Linked DNA regions of Mus musculus: region 2 is linked to region 1. The links are chromatin loops, found by intact Hi-C in ENCODE. Cell type or tissue: left cerebral cortex. All regions are shown on one strand. Each heading gives the region's core, and the rest is flanking DNA. Links, peaks and the distances in the headings are about the cores only.

What was found. Peaks named below come from ENCODE experiments on the same cell type or tissue, not always from the same donor. Only the 100,000 strongest peaks of a DNase experiment are listed, where the experiment ranks them.
Region 2: it touches region 1 in a loop (9-fold over the local background); 5 of 42 quality-filtered maps call a loop at or near these places.

Annotation. Positions count from the first base shown.
Region 1 is chr14:47,644,127-47,655,327 of GRCm38, forward strand. Ktn1 (kinectin 1) reads left to right here and starts at 5,185. Exons shown (of 39, transcript NM_001347527.1): 1 at 5,185-5,313. In left cerebral cortex, for the core only: a CTCF peak has its summit at 5,843; DNase peaks (open chromatin) are centred at 4,294, 5,064 and 5,821; H3K4me3 peaks cover 2,430 bases; H3K27ac peaks cover 1,035 bases.
Region 2 is chr14:47,566,219-47,571,218 of GRCm38, forward strand. It overlaps Atg14 (autophagy related 14), which reads right to left and starts at 2,216. Exons shown (of 10, transcript NM_172599.4): 1 at 1,968-2,216. The coding sequence starts at 2,188. It also overlaps the pseudogene Gm6616. In left cerebral cortex, for the core only: a CTCF peak has its summit at 651 (motif pointing left); a DNase peak (open chromatin) is centred at 2,308; H3K4me3 peaks cover 1,537 bases; H3K27ac peaks cover 989 bases.

The DNA of each region.
Region 1 (11,201 bases), core at 2,819-7,818:
CCACCTTTCCATCTCCCTAGACTCCCATAATTTAGTAATGTCATGGATAGATATTTTTATTACATTTATGTCTGTGCACAAAACACATGCCTGGTGCCAGCAAAGTTAAAACCTCCCCTGAACTGGAGTTACAGATGACTGTGAGCCAGTGCTCTTAACCACCCTAGTCTTTGTATTTACAACACAAACACGAGGAACTGAGCTTGGATCTAGTATGTACATAAATTTGAGTGTGGTATGTACACCTCTGACCCTAGTGTGGTGGATTCTGGGTTTCTTGGGTAGCTAATCTAGCCAAAATGGAAAGCTCCAGGTTCAGTGAAAGACCTTGTCTCAAGAAACAAGGTGGAGACATGATTGAAGAAGGCATCCTGATGTCATTCTCTGGCCACACATACACATACATGTGCACACACAGGAGGTGGGGGAGAGAGGGGAGAAAGATGATGTGTATATATATATCTATATATATAATATATAGATATATATATAGAGGAAAAAGATGATATATATGTCTCTCTCTCTCTTAGAGAGAGCAGAAAAGAAGGATAAAAGCCAGGTGGTGGTGCAAATCTTTAATCTCAACCCTTAGGAGACAGAGGCAGGTAGGTTTATGTATGTTCCAGACCAGCCAGGTCTACAAAGAGAGTTCTAGGACAGTCAGGGCTACACTCAGAGAGACCCTGTCTCTACAAAACAAAACAAAACAAAACAAAACAAAAACAAACAAACAAACAAAAAACCCAAACCAAACCAAAAACAGAAACACCCCCCCACCCCCAAACCAATGCCCAGGGGTGGGGAAGTAAAGAGTTGAGATGAGCGGAAGTGTGCAACCTCAGCACTTTCCCATCAAGTTGCTGCCAAGGAAGCACTGCTGTCATTAAACACGTTCAAGCCACTGACGATGGCTGTGAACAGAAAGACAGAGTGAAGGGACAACCTTACTTTATCTTCAAACATTTTCTTTCTAGGGTACAAAAGAGGTTTGAGTGTCATCAAGGATGTACTTTGAAATATAGGGATGGATTCTACCTGACATAGCTAATAAGATCCACTCTAAAGCAAATGTATTGCCTATTTTTAATGTTTGGGAAAACAAGGTGAATGATTGGCTGTCCCATTTTTTCTAGGGTTGAGGGATTCTCTAGGATATGATTCCATGAAAAAACCAATAAAGTCTAAGACACAACCAACACATGGGTGGGTGACTGTCTCATAACCTGGTTATGAGAGAACTGATCAGGGGATAGATGTTGCTAACAGAGATCTATGACCCCCAACTCAGAAGACATACCCCTCTTGTATTGCTTGATGGTTTTAGAAACAAAGAAGACAAGACAAGATGGAGGCCTTAAGTTTCTGCAGATGTAAGCAGATGTCTCCTGGTAAATGCCCTCAGGGATCTTGCACGTTCTGTCTGCAATTGGCAGCCCTCTGGAGATGATCCCCCCCGCCCCCCGAGAGCAAAATTCCAGTGCTGCAAGCCACCATCTCTCCTGCTCATCGCTGGAAATGGGTCTTTAACAGCCATTTCCCATCACTCCATCACGTTAGCTACTTCTGGTAAATACTTCGGGCCTTAGCTGCAGCATGAGTCTTTCTGCTGGGAAGTGGGTTCCCATCTCAGAAACCATGCTGTCTTGTAATTCAGAAAAGTCACGTGACTGAAGCCAAAGCACGAGGGGTTTTTCAAGAATCATCCGTGGTGTCACATGACAGACAGGCTCTACCAAATGAACTCTAAGATGCTTTGTGGCCGGGAATGTCACTGGTCACTTTGCTAAGGAGTGCAGCAGAACCCTGCTGTGGGTATAGAAACAAATTGGCAGGAATGGTATCTAATGGGTAGATACACACTGCCTAGTGGGTGTTCAGTTTCAGACCCAAGGAAAGGAAGGGGCTGAGGTGCATATTTTATATATCAAAGCAGACCTGGCCTCCAGGTTCTCCCCGCATCTTCCAGTCTCAACGTGGCAAACCCAGACCCTAAACTTTTGTTCTCTCTCTCTCTTCCTCAATCCCTCCCTCCCTCTCCCCCTCTCCCCATGGCGACTCCCCTGGCCTCCATCCTCGGGGCCAGTGAACTTCCTGCAGAGCAACTTCTCAATAAACCCGCCTTTACTATAATCTAGTCTGGCTTGAATTGGCTCATTTCGCTGGTGGACATATAACCCATCAGTGGGTACTTCTCACATAACTGAGAGCCAGGGAGAGCTAGAGTGACAGGGCAAGAATGAGAGCAGAGAGCTCCAGTGCGGAGAGCAAGACATGTGAACAAGAGAGCCAGCAGAGGAGATTGATGGAATGGAGGCCCCTTAGGACGCCAGAGGGCTGCCGGCCAGAGCTCTGTGTCACCCGGCTTGTCATCAGGAAAAATCATTTTGTAGCCTTCACAGAATAACAACTTGAAATAGAGCTTGGACTCTGCTCCTTTTTTTTTTTTTTTTTTTAAACTGTGACATTCTCCAAACAATATATATGAGTTCCAAAAAGTAGCTTTTAAAACTGTTGAACCAGCAAAACATGGTGGCGGGTGTCTATTCAACAGTGGCGTCCTAGAAGGGGAAGCCTCTTGAAAGTTTAGGGGTCCAGTTGAGTCGTTTCTCTCTCCATCTAGTCTCAGGGTCTCTCAGTGATGCAGTGGAATTTTCTTGCTGGAACTTGCTCTGTAGAGCAGGCTGGCCTCGAATTCAGAGATCCTCATGCCCCTGCCTCCCTGGGATTAAGGGCTTGTGCCACTAAGGCCAGGAGTGGGATTTAAGAGGGAATTTAGAGCTTTAAGATCAGTGGCTCCAAGAGACAGTGGGTCCAAAAACTTGGCATAATGTTAATTCTGTCCGGGCGTGAGGCTGGTGGATCTCTGAGTTTGAGGCCAGCCTGGTCTACAGAGTGAGTTCCAGGACAGCCAGGGCTACACAGAGAAACCCGGTCTCATAAAACCAAAACCAAAACCAAAAAAAAAAAGATTCCCAAACAAAGGGCACAGCGCAAGCCCCTATGGATCCAACAGTTCCTCTGTTTGAGAGCTGGTTCCTTGTAGATCTGCAGCTGAACTTTCTGAGAACCTTCTTCCTCCTTTATTCAGATGAAGGCAGGCATCCTTCCAGCCTCCCTTCCAGTACTGTGAGCTGCTTTACTTCAATGCTTATCTCTGCCTTCCCTGAGCTGGCTGAGTGAGATACAATCTCTTACTCAGATGCTACTCTGATCTCTACAGAACTCCCCAATTCTGGGAAGCCTACATGGTCAAAACAGGAATGGGCAGGCGCCTCTTCATCTATCAATATATTGCATGCCTTCAAATCTTCCCCAAAATCCGTTAAGAAGAAAACTGGTACAAGCTAAAAGCAGTAAACTGTGCTTTTTGTCCGGGGGGGGGGGGGGGGCGCAGGGGGGAGGGGAGAAATAGTCTTTCGGTAGCTACATTATACCTTATAGTTTTCAATAAGGTTTAATTTCTGATTGTTTTAAGAGATAACTCAGATGGGGAGTGCTAATTCCTTTTAGCAAGTTAGTTGTGGGTTTCAGCGACATGGACATGACATCGGTGAGTAGTGAGCAGCAGTCACAGTTAATTATAACTTAGGTTAATTATGTGTGTTAACTATAGTTAATTATGTTACATTTTACTATACTTCAAAACTTAGAGGATTAGTCTTAAATACCAATAGGGCTTGCCACCTGTAACATATCTAGTACATCTTTTTGTTTTGATGTGAGCAATTAGAAAGCTTATAGGAAGGAAGCATCCAGCTGTTCCCCTTTGAGAAGTCAAAGTTCATCCGAATAGAAGTGGCTGGCGCATTTATACTTCTGTATCGACTATAAGAAGTAAGACGTTTGGAGGATTGCTTCCCTAAAGACCATGCTACTATGTAACTTACGAAGGAACCTATGTATCATTTGTATGCAAATGATGGTGTCCTTTTCCTAATGTCAGAAAAAAAAATCTAACTGGAAACTTTTTTGTGGGTGGAGGGGGCGCAATTACAGAGTTGTTTGTAAGCTATTCAAGAACCTTTACATTCCATTACAGAAATGATACAGTTACACTTTGTATTAAGCTACTAATGGCCTCACTTCCCAACAAAGCCAAATCTTCTGGCACTTACAGGTTCAAGAGACAGCAGCTCAGAAACAGTGTTTTGCTGGCCTTGGAGCTGGTGAGTGCTGAATAATACTCATGAGAAAGGAAAAGAGCAAGCTCCTTGAGAAGTGGTGATTGGACACTGGTGGAATTCTCAATACCTCATCAGGCTGTTGCTACAAACGCTTCAGCTTTCATTTCTGCTTTGAAGAGCTCTGAAAGCTTGGGCGGAAATCATTCGAACGCAGACAGATGCGCAGCATTCTTGTAACTAGCCTATGATGAGGACATTCTCTGTTGTTAATGTTGAGACTTATCTGATGCTCCAATCATTAAGGATTGCTCCTGGGTAATGGTAATGGTGAGTCTGATTCTATTTCTCTACCCCACACTCTAGAAGCGTGCCAATCATTTGGTAACTTTTGAGGAGAGTTTAGAGTATGTTGTAGATATGTTCAGGGCAGTGACTGGCGTTGTCTGAGATAATAATAATAATAATAATAATAATAATAATAATAATAAAACACTAAAAAGCAACACCGGAGAAAAAGCTTCCATCCTCGCAGCAAAGAGCAGAGAGACGCAGAGATTCTGGTCAACCCCTCTTAGCGCTGCAGTTTCTAGTTATTTAACCTTGCTTAAGGAATGGCCAGCAGCCAGCAAGCATTGCAGCCTTACAATATTTGCACACAACTTATTTAGGTCGGCTCTATAAATTCCTCGTTTTGCGGATTTCGGAGGAGAAATCCCAGCCGTGTGTGTGTGTGTGTGTGTGTGTGTGTGTGTGTGTGTGTGTGTGTGTGTGTGTGTGTATGTCTAGCAACTTGGAGTACGGTTAAAAGGAATCAACCCGTGTCGGGGGCCAAGTGGTACTTTTGTGCGAGGGTCACGTGAGACCAAGGCCGACTGGGGGAGGCAGAGTAGGGTTGAATGGATGAAGGGATTCCGCAGGGACTTCCAGGCGGAGGGTGACGTCTCTGCAGCCCAGCGCGGGGCATCTGGAGGCCGCCGGCTGCGCGGACCTGTCCCTTTAAGGGGCCGGTCTCCGGGCCCCTCTGGCCGCGACGCCCGGACGTGCGGAGCCGCCCCGCCCCGAAGCCGCCCGTTTCCTGCGGGGCGGCGCGACGGCACCTGAGCTACTGCGGCGGGGCCTGGGAGCGCGCTGACCAGGAGGTAGAGCTCGCGCCGCTGCATCGTCCCGGCCTGGTACCCGGCTGCGCAGGGTGAGGAGCAGGGCCGGGGACTCCAGGGCGCGCGGGCGCGGGGCGCAGGGCGGGGGGCTGCGCTCGCGGGGTAGGCCTCGCACGGAGGTCGCAGTGTGCAGCGTCCGCCCAGGCCGCGCCGCCGCCGGCCCGCTCCGAGGATCCGCCTGCGGGTTCGGGCTCCAGGGTTCTGGCTCGGCGATCTCCCCGTGGCTGCAAGGTCCGATCCCAGGTCCGCGAGTGGCCGGAGCTCCCCGGCCATCTCCTCTGAGGGCGAGGTCGATCCGCCAGGGCCGCGGGGTGACCGAGGAGCCTATTTTTAGCTGGGCTCGCAGGCCCCAGGGCGGGCTGGCGGATTAAGGCTCTGATGAGGGTGACCAGAGGGAGCGCCTCGCCTCGCCTCGGGCGCCCTGGGCTCGGGCTGGGCCACGCGTGCGCCATGCTGGAGCGGCTCTCCCCTCGCTTGTCCCGGAGCGCCGCCCCTCCCACCACCCGGTCCTGGGAGTTAGGGGAAATCCTGCGAAGTTCTCCCTCTCTCCCAGGGGTGTGTCCGCCTTGGTGTCCAACAATAGAATTTGGGGTGTCCCGGATCTGGCCGCTTTTGGCGTAAGGGAGCAGAGTTCGGCCATCCGAGACCGGGGCTTGGGAAGCAGCGTTCTCTTCTTTGTCCGGCTGCCTCTCGGTTTAGGTCAAAAAGTGCGCTGTTTAGTGTCTTCGGGTCCTTCTGGGAGGAGGCGGAAACCCGGATTCTAACAGCAGGGCCACTGCTAGAAGTGGATTCCTTAGCAGCTATGTGGATTAGCATAGCTTCAGAAGCTGCGGGCCGAATAGAATAGTTCAAAGTTTTGGAGTGTTCTGAGAAATTGACAGCTCCACACCCAGGTAAAGAGGAGCTCCCCAAAGGTGAACTAGACATTGAGTTGTGTAGCAGGTGACTTAGGGGTGATTTAACTTTTTTTTTTTTTTTTTGCCTGAATTAGGTTGCACTTGTTTTCTCCCCTCACCCGCAAGCACTGGCAGCAGTGGCTCTGGTGTGGGTAAAAGCATTTGGTGATGAGACCTGAGATAATCTGTCCATGCTGCCCTGGGGCATTCCGGCTGACCTGTGTTCTGTATGTGCCGCGGTAGCCTTTCATATCTGATGTGTTGCTTGGTAAATAAGCCTCTTTCCCATTCCACCTTTCTTTTAGAGACCTTACACGAAATAGCTAGGCTTAATTATGTAGGTTCTTTCCCCATGCCAACCCTGAGTTAGAAACGTCTCTGAATTTTGTAGCCCTCAGTAGACATACATGTCTTAATTATCAGGTGCATTAGAGAATAAGGTGTTCTACATTACTGAGACACACACTCAAATATATCGGGAAAATTCCTCAAGTGTATTAAACACTTTAATATCACAAAGGATACCCAGTATATAATCCTTTCTTGATTCATTGTCAGCATTATGGAAAGCCGTTGGTTTGTTTTATTTTATTGGTATATTTCTATGACCTCCCTAAGTATTAGCAGCCTCTTTCTCTGATATAGTTTCCCCCTAAACAAATCTAATAAGCAAAATCCACACAAACCCCTCACCCCCCGAGCAGTGTACAGGCTTGCTAGTTTGTAGGTTTTGATCTTTTGTTAGATTTTGATAAAGACCTAACAAGTAAAGGGCTTGTTCTGAGGCTCAGCTTCTAGAGGACGCATGGTAAGATTGACCGTCAGTCAGTCTTTAGCTGGAATTTTACTTGAACTCTTTGGAGGATGTATCGTTTTTCCAGGGAGGGACTCACTGGGGTCAGCCAGAAACTTGAGCATGCCATATATACTTTTGACACCTCTAGCCCTCGAATATGTATTTTTGTTTGTATGCCTACTATGCTTTTTTTTTAATGGCCAAATTTTTAATTAAAAAGATTTTTTCAATACTTTGTAAAAAATAAAAATTAGTAAACTCAGTGGTTCCAGGAGAGTTTGCTTTAGGAATCTGACCTCATGTGTAATAAGGAATGGCAGGAGGTGGGGGCGGGGGAGGTACAAATGTTCAGGTGTTTGAAAGTAACCTCTTACGCATGTGGTTTTAAAGGTCTCTGAAGGCAAATCCAGAGTATCCCTAGAGACCAGAAGTAACTGTCCAGAAGTCGCAGTGACCTCTCATGTATAAATGGACTGCATCCCCCATCATTGCTGCTCCAGTTCTAAGGGACAGAGTCTGGGGTGTTCTGATGAAAAAGATACGATGTATTTGTTAGCAGCTGGGGAAAATTGGTTTAAGATTATGAAGGATATGGTTCCTATAAATAGAAACTTAGGGGGAAACTTTAGGTGCCAGGAACCAGAGTTTGAGTAACTTAAGCCATCACTAAAGTCTAGAAGAGAAAAGTAATAATTTACAAGTGTTTGTCAAGTGCATGAATTGGTGCTGACAGCCTTAAATTGCTTTTAAGCCTTTTCAGTTAAAAAAAAAATGCTGTTTGTCATGATAGTGTCTTTGATCACTCCCAAGGGCAGAGCAGGTGGATCTCGGACAGACCAAAGTAAAAATAAAAAGGGTTGTGAGCTTTAGCCTTGAAATGATTTCCTCCTACCCCCTTTAAAAGAAAGGGTCCGGTCTCTACCATGGAGATTATTTGTATCCCATGTTCATTCACTATAGCAAAGAGTTGGAATCAACCTAGTTGTCTGTTAGTGGGTAAGTGCATAATGAAAATTAGGTCTCTCTGTAAAAGAGTACTATTCACCTCTAAAGAAAAATGATGTAAAAACATTTGCAGGAAAATGGACAGACTTGGAATGTATGCTAATAATCAAGGTCCCTCAATCTCAGAAGGAATTAACTGAGTGTTCTCTCTCCTAAGTGGAGTCCAAACAGTTGTATCTGTGTAGACGTAAACTAGTGCATATGCAGGCACAGCCAACATGAAGAAAAGAGAACAAGAAAAGCTAAATATAAGGATGAGGAAGGACTGCGTGCAGGTGTTAGGTGAGTTTAGGGTTAAGACATGATTGAGGTTATAAGGCCAATTGCTTTTCTTGTTCTAAGTCTGTCATGGTTTTGGTTTTTTTTTTTTTTTTTTGGTCTTGTTTTGTCTTTGATGGTGGTTAATGGTGGTTAAGTGCATAAAATGTATTTGATACCGAAAGTGTAAAATTTAATGTGAAACTTCACAACTTCCATTTCAAAATGTCAATATTAACTATAGAAGTTCATTAAGTTATATAGACTTTGGCTGTGGTTAATTTTGGCATTTGATGTTTTTGCTTGAAAAAGTTTTAAAAAAAGTTAAAGTTTATAAAATAAATTAATAAACACTTTGGTACTAAAAAGAAAGGTGCTGACCGCATAGGTCTGACCTGGGTTTCTGCCACTGCCTCTTGAACAGTACACCCGACTCCTTGGGGCTTCTGCCTAGGTCTGACCTGGGTTTCTGCCACTGCCTCTTGAACAGTACACCCGACTCCTTGGGGCTTCTAACTGCTTTTATATTCGAAGAAGCAAGACAAACTTTCAATTAAAAAGAGTATTTTTTTTTTTTTTTTTTCTGAGACAGGGTTTCTCTGTGTAGCCCTGGCTGTCCTGGAACTCACTTTGTAGACCAGGCTGGCCTCGAACTCAGAAATCTGCCTGCCTCTGCTACATTAGATCACATTCTACTACTGTGCATTTCATTTACCCTTTTGACTCCAGGCCCCATGGCCTGAATTTGCAACCTCGCCCCATTCTTCCTCGCAGTATGGGATTGTAAGTATATGCCATGACAACTGATTTTTTTTCTTTGTTTAACCCATGTGTTTAAGGCAGTGTCTGGCTCATAATAGGTGCTAAGTAAGAAGTTGTCAAATGAATTAAGCCTGTATCTTGCAGTTCCTTTTCTTTGGTGGATATTGCATTCTGGATACACGTAGCTACTAGTTTGTTCCTTTCCTAGGAATTTTTAGAGAACAGAAGAGAGTGCCAGGGAGTCTCTGGAAACCTTTTGGTAGAGGAAATAATGTTATACTGTGGTGGGGACTGAGTTACTCACGCCATATAATTAAAAAGGTACTTCAAACAGGGACTTAAAACACATATGTGCCTTAGTCAGGTGTAGTGGCATCTGCCTTTAATCCCAGCAACTCAGGGGGTCTGGGTAGAGAGAAGAAGCAGGTAGATCTTTGAGTTTGAGGTTAGCCTGGTCTACATAGTGAGTTCCAGGACAGCTAGAGCTACATAGTAAGACGCTGTCTCAAAAAAGCCAAAACCCAGACTCCACCAAGACAAAACATACATTCAATATTTGTGTACTTAAGGAATTTAACATTAATCTGTACCTGTATCTTTTTATTTAGACTAATCAATTTTCTTAGAACTAGTTTTCTGATTTTTCTTCTAGAGATTGTATTATAAAAGCATTATCTATAACTTCTTTTAAAATTAAAAAAAATTTTTTAAAAAGATTTATTTATTTATTCGATGTATATGAGTACACCTTTGCACCTTTGCTCTCTTCAGAGCACAAGAGAGAGCATCAGACCCCATTACAGATGGTTGTGAACCACCATGTGGTTGCTGGGAATTGAACTCAGGACCTCTGCGAGAGCAGTTGGTGCTCTTAACCGCTGAGCCATCTTTCCAGCCTCTATAACTTCTAATATTGTTTTTTTAAAAAAACTAGAATGAAAATGTTGGTAACAAAATCCTGGAGCTGGGCGTGGTGGTGCACACCTTTAATCCCAGCACTCGGGAGGCAGAGGCAGGCGGATTTCTGAGTTCGAGGCCAGCCTGGTCTACAAAGTGAGGTCCAGGACAGCCAGGGCTATACAGAGAAACCCTGTCTCGAAAAACCAAAACAAAACAAAACAAAACAAAAACCAAAAAAATATCCTGGAGTTTTCCAATCCTTCAAAAGGTCTTGGTTTTATTTTCCTATATTTAGCTTTTGTCAGACATTAGTCATCTTTTTCAGAAGAAGGAAATGCAGTGTATTCAGGGGTTGGTCATGGTAGCACCATCGTGAGTAAACTTGGTAGTAGGCCTAGGTCTCCACTGCTAGGGAGAAGGAAGGCTACTTGTCCACATTTTCTCTCTCTCTCTTTCTCTCTCTCTCTTTCTCTCTCTCTCTCTTTCTCTTTCTCTCTTTCTCTCTTTCTCTCTTTCTCTCTCTCTCTCTTTCTTTCTTTCTTCCTTTCTTTCTTCCTTTCTTCCTTTCTTTCTTTTCTGTTTTCTTTCTTTTTTCAGAGGGGATATGAGATTCAGTGGGAACATTGTCTATCAGGACACACATTCATATGCTACCTGCTCACTGGAAATGTGGGACAGTTCTTTACTCTTACCCAGGAACTAGGTGAGTTGCCATGGAAGCAGTGATTCTCTGGGTGCTGAAAGGAGACCTGCAGGTTTTCGGCCTTGGTCACCCTGAGGGTTATGGAAGTTCTTTCTCCTTGTCTGTAACTGCATGCCTTCAGTGATGCTCTGGAGAGCGGGAGAAGGACCGGTGGCTTTAATCCAGCCTTGCTGCTTTACCACCTGATTTCTCCCCTCAGCTTCCTCACTCCCCTTTCAGTGCTTTCAGGCTTGCCTGTATACTTTGCTCTTAAGCCATTTGTTTTGTTTTGTTTTGTTCCTTTTGTCCTCTTCCTTTTTTAAGTGGGACTCTTTGTCTGAATTTATTTGAAACTTCCTTTCCATTCAGCTTTGTAGATGAGGGACTTACTCTTAGGGACTTACTTTTATTGCTATACAAACTTTTGTATGATTGATTGTTGCGTTTCTGAGACTGGTTGCTAAGACTGACCTTGAACTGCCACACCTGGTTTAGGTTTAAATTTTAAATTAATATCTTTTTTTTTTTAAGATTTATTTACTATATGTAAGAACACTGCAGCTGTCTTCAGACACACCAGAAGAGGGTGTCAGATCTCATTACAGATGGTTGTGAGCCACC
Region 2 (5,000 bases), core at 1-5,000, 81 kb before region 1:
AGTTCAGATTGCCATGTTAAAATAGTGATTACTACGTGGCTTGAGAGATGGCTCAGCCATTAAGAGCACTGACTGCTCTTCCACAGGTCCTGAGTTCAATTCCCAGCAACCATATGGTGGCTCACAACATCTGTAATGGGATCTGATGCCCTTCTGTGTCTGAAGAGAGTGACAGTGTACTCACATACATTAAATAAATCCTTTTTAAAAGAATTTTTAAAAATAGTGATTACTATCACAAACAGGAGACAAAAGGAGTTAAAGTCAAACACAGTACTGGATAGCATGCTCGTCTGGGTTGGATATTCAAGAGTGGCAGTCTTCAAGCCCAGCGTGGTGGCGCACGCCTTTAATCCCAGCACTCAGAAGACAGAGGCAGGCAGATTTCTGAGTTCGAGGCCAGCCTGGTCTACAAAGTGAGTTCCAGGATAGCCAGGGCTATACAGAGAAACCCTGTCTCAAACACCCCCCCCCCAAAAAAAAGTGGCAGTCTTCAGCATCTAGATGGTATTGAAATTACAAGAGTAAAAATAGGAAAATGTGGGCTGGAGAGATGGCTCAGCAGTTAAGAGCACTGACTGCTATACCGAAGGTCCTGAGTTCAATTCCCAGCAACCACATGGTGGCTCACAACCATCCATAATGAGATCTGGCACCCTCTTCTGGTGTGTCTGAAGACAGCAACAGTGTACTCATATACATAAAATAAATAAATCTTAAAAATAGGAAAATGTAGAAGCTAAATATTTCATAAGACTCAACAATGAGACATTCCTATCTCCTACTTGTTTTTCTTAAAACAAAACTGGTTTAACTTTTAGAGCTATAACGTACTAAAATCATCATGTGGATCCATAAAACAGCAATGAACTTAAAAAGATGCTGTTACACCAGTATTTTCAGAAGAAAAAGAAATGAGCCCCATTCACAGGAATAATGGGGATTAAAACACCCCCAAAATTTACATGTTACATAGCCTTGCAGTTAAATGCACCCGTATATGGATCCAGGATGTCTGGGTTTTAACTGTTTGGGGCCTTGGAACAAGGCATTTACTACGTACAAGTCTCCTCAAGTAATCGGCTGGCAATAACTTGCATGGGTTGTTGTAAAAAAATAAATGCTTCAAATTTAGGACTAAAAAATTGTTTTATCTGGACATAATAGCACACACACTTTTCCCAGCGCTCAGGAAGCAGAGGCAGAAGGATCTCTCCGAGTTCCAGGCAAGTCTTATTTATATAGTGAGTTCCAGGCCACCCAGAGAGAGCTACATAGTGAGACACTGTCTCAAACAAACATACTAAAAAGTTACCTATTTCGTTATTGTTGAAACAAACGTTAGGAGTAAAAGATTCTTCAGCTAAGCATTCAGTTTTCTAATATCTTAATTCAAAAGAAAGACAAAATATTTCCTTAAACGCAGTTCTTTTAACTAAGGACTTGCAACTCAAAAACACAGTCCAGTATCCCCAGTGACAAAATCAACTTTGGGATTACAGAAGGAAGTAACCTAGTCCTGGTCCTCGTTCACAAAGAGCTGTATCCACCTGTGACACAGACAACCAAGGTTCAAGCCCTCCTAACCAATTTAGTTCTCTGCGGATTCCTTCTGTAAAATGTATTTATGTCTGAAGACGGGAAAAGGTAAAACTACGCTTCTGAATGGGAGAACTAAGACTCCTCTACACAGACTTCTCCAGAAGGACTGTATTTCCTTTCCCCAAGTACCCAAGAGGACCCTAGAGAAACTCTGGTGGGTGGTGGGGAACAGCAACCTACGTTCACCTAGCACCCACCCCCACCCTGCCACTGGCAACAAAGCGCCAGCGCAAAGCAGCTCCATTCTCTTTTCCACACTCGCAGGGCTCCTGGGCCCGGCCTAGGGTGTCCAGCCTCCAGCCTCTGGTGGCTGGGCCAGAGGAATCAGAGAAGCAGAAACAATAGGGCCGTGGCGGCCGCCGTACCTCTCCCGGTCGCGGCCGTCGAAATAGACGAAATCACCGCTCTGGACGCACTTGGCGCAAGTCAACCGCCGGCGAGTGGTGTTGCACAGAGGACACCGCTCAACAGCCACGTAAAGGCCCTCGGCGTCGTCCACCGAGTCCACCAGGTCCCGTGCTAGCGCCCGCGGCCCAAAACCAGGAGCCTCGGGCGTCCAAGATCCCTTCCCACTGGGAGACGCCATGATGATCTGAGCTCAGGGCCAGTCACGTGGGATTTTGTTTTTATCCAGGTGCATCCTGGGCTCGGAGGCGGGGCCTGAAGGCCGGGGCGGGAAAGGGGGCGGTCCAGAGGTTGGGGCTGGAGCTCAGAGGCGGAGAATCTAGGAACCAGGGATCTTCTTGTCCTACTTCCCACACTCCTTGGCGGCTGCGCAGTTCAACCCTTGGAGTGGCGCCAAACGAAGCCTCTACGTTATGCAAAATACAGTAATAAGTGCCCAAGCATTCTCAGTGAAGGTGCGGGAACAGAACAAGGGATTTCATTTCATTCATTAAGGTTACTTTTAGGTTTTGGGCTAAAACTGCAAGGAGCAAGGTTGGGAGAGAGTTGGATCTCAAACTAACTGAAGTTTGACTCACCTTCCTTCTTAAAAGCTGTGGAATTTGAAGAAAATCTTTTAACGCCTCTGCCCGACTTTGTCTTGGTTGGGGATATACTTGCTATACCTCCATAACCAGAGAGGGTTGAGCAAAAACCTCCCATAGCAGGCTAACACTCCCGACATCAGTAAAAACAAACAAACAAACAAACAAACAAACTGAAGATGTAAATCAAAGATAAATGTGGGGTTTTTTTCTTTTCTTTTCTTTTTTTTTTTTTTTTTTGAGACAGGATAGCCCTGGCTGTCCTGGAACTCACTCTGTAGACCAGGCTGACCTCGAACTCAGAAATCTGCCTGCCTCTGCCTCCCAAGTGCTGGGCGCACGCCCGGCGATAAATGTTTTTGAAATCAGCTTTTAATGGATAGTGCTTCTACGTAGCCTCCATTTCCCTCGAGTTCCAGTCCTCCTGTGGCAGCCTCGTGAGCTAACAGATTTCAAGCGTGTAATCACAGAAATCTAGCTGTAAGCACAGCCAGAAAACTGAGTTCTATTGGCTTCTGTCCTTCCCTCTCCTCTGGGTCATGTTCTAAGAGAATTTGAACTCGATAGTTAGGATTTCCTCCTAAGATTCTTCAGAAAGGATTTTCTCTTAGCGCGGGTCGCTTGCGTGTAGCAGCAGCCGCTCCGGTCACCGTCACGAGGGGCGGGCAGCGGCGGGGTCGACAGCTAGTGGGGTGCAGCGCTCGCCAGTGGTCGCGATGAGTTTACCCCTCAATCCCAAGACTTCTCTCAATGGACTGACAGGAAAGCCAGTGATGGTGAAACTTAAGTGGGGCATGGAGTACCTGGTCTCCATGGATGGCTACATGAACATGCAGCTTGCAAATACAGAAGAGTACATAGATGGGGAGCTGTCTGAACATCTAGGTGAAGTTCTAAAAAGGTGTAATAATGTCCTCTACATCAGAGGCATTGAAGAAGAAGAGGAAGATGGGGAAATGAGAGAGTAGCATCTTGGAGGATTTTATATATATTCTATACAATAAAGATTTGGGTGGTTTTTTTTTTTTTTTTCAAAAAAAAAAGATTCTTCAGAAAGAGGAGGTTTATATCAGAAAAAAAATTTTTTTTGATATGCCTCTAAACCATAGAAGGGAACAGAAGTAAAGCCGGAGGTCCAGTTGGACCAATGATTCTCAAGAATGGCTTCATCAGGGTGTCCACTGATAAGGTCTGAACTCTTTCTCCCAAGTCACACTGCCAGCACTCAGAGCTGCCTGCTGGGTACCAACTGATGTTTTCCTCACACTCCACCTTGAGACTGAAGTCTGCCTTAGAAAGGACAGGGTCAGTAGCCATGTAGGGCCTAGAGCCTGGGTTATAGGAGCCAGTTGCCTATAATCAAAAGTTGGTGACTACAACCTGGCTAACTTTGCCCCTTCTCCAGGGTCTGTTTAAATACAATTGGGATTAGAAGAGTAATCAAAAAAAGAAAAATAAAAAAAATCAAGCCAGGGCTACACAGAGAAACCCTGTCTTGAAAAACAAACAACAACAACAAAAAACAAAAAAACAAAAAAATCAAACTCCCTGTATCATTTTCCAAATAGTTTCCCCTAAACTTGAACAGTTTTTGAAAGTTTAAAATTGGCTAGACCATGTTTTTAAAACAAGGCAAAACCCAAACAAAAACAATAACCTTTTAGTGTGTGAATAACTTGGAATATCTGGAGTCATAAGACCCATCCTTCAGAGATACAGAGCTAGAAAGGAATCCAGAAGGAAATATGACAGTGGTTACCTGATTTAGCTCCAGGCCTAATGAGGGAGAAGATCCAAAAGGAGGACCAACCAGAACTCAGGATCATGGATGAGCTGTACAGCTTTTATTAAAGAATAACACAAGCTGGGCGTGATGGCGCATGCCTTTGATCCCGGCACTCAGGAGGCAGAGGCAGGCGGATCTCTGAGTTCGAGGCCAGCCTGGTCTGCAAAGTGAGCTCCAGGACAGCCAGGGCTACACAGAGAAACCCTGTCTTGAAAAACAAAACAAAGGCCGGGCGTGGTGGTGCACGCCTTTAATCCCAGCACTCGGGAGGCAGAGGCAGGCGAATTTCTGAGTTCGAGGCCAGCCTGGTCTACAGAGTGAGTTCCAGGACAGCCAGGGCTATAAAGAGAAACCCTGTCTCGAAAAAAAAAACCCAAAAAAAAAAAAAAACCAAAAAAAAAAAAACAAACAAAACAAAAATAAATAAATAGATAGATAAATAAATAATTTTTTAAAAATGTGTTTGCTATCTCACTCTGAGACAGGGTTGGGATGTGGAACAATCAAAGGGAACCTGCAGTAAAGACTGAATTGATATGTTAATGAAAAACTGGGTATTTGGTCTGCAAAACATGAGCTATCCAGAGAGTTTTTACAATAGCAAGAGAAAGCTGTCTGGAAGA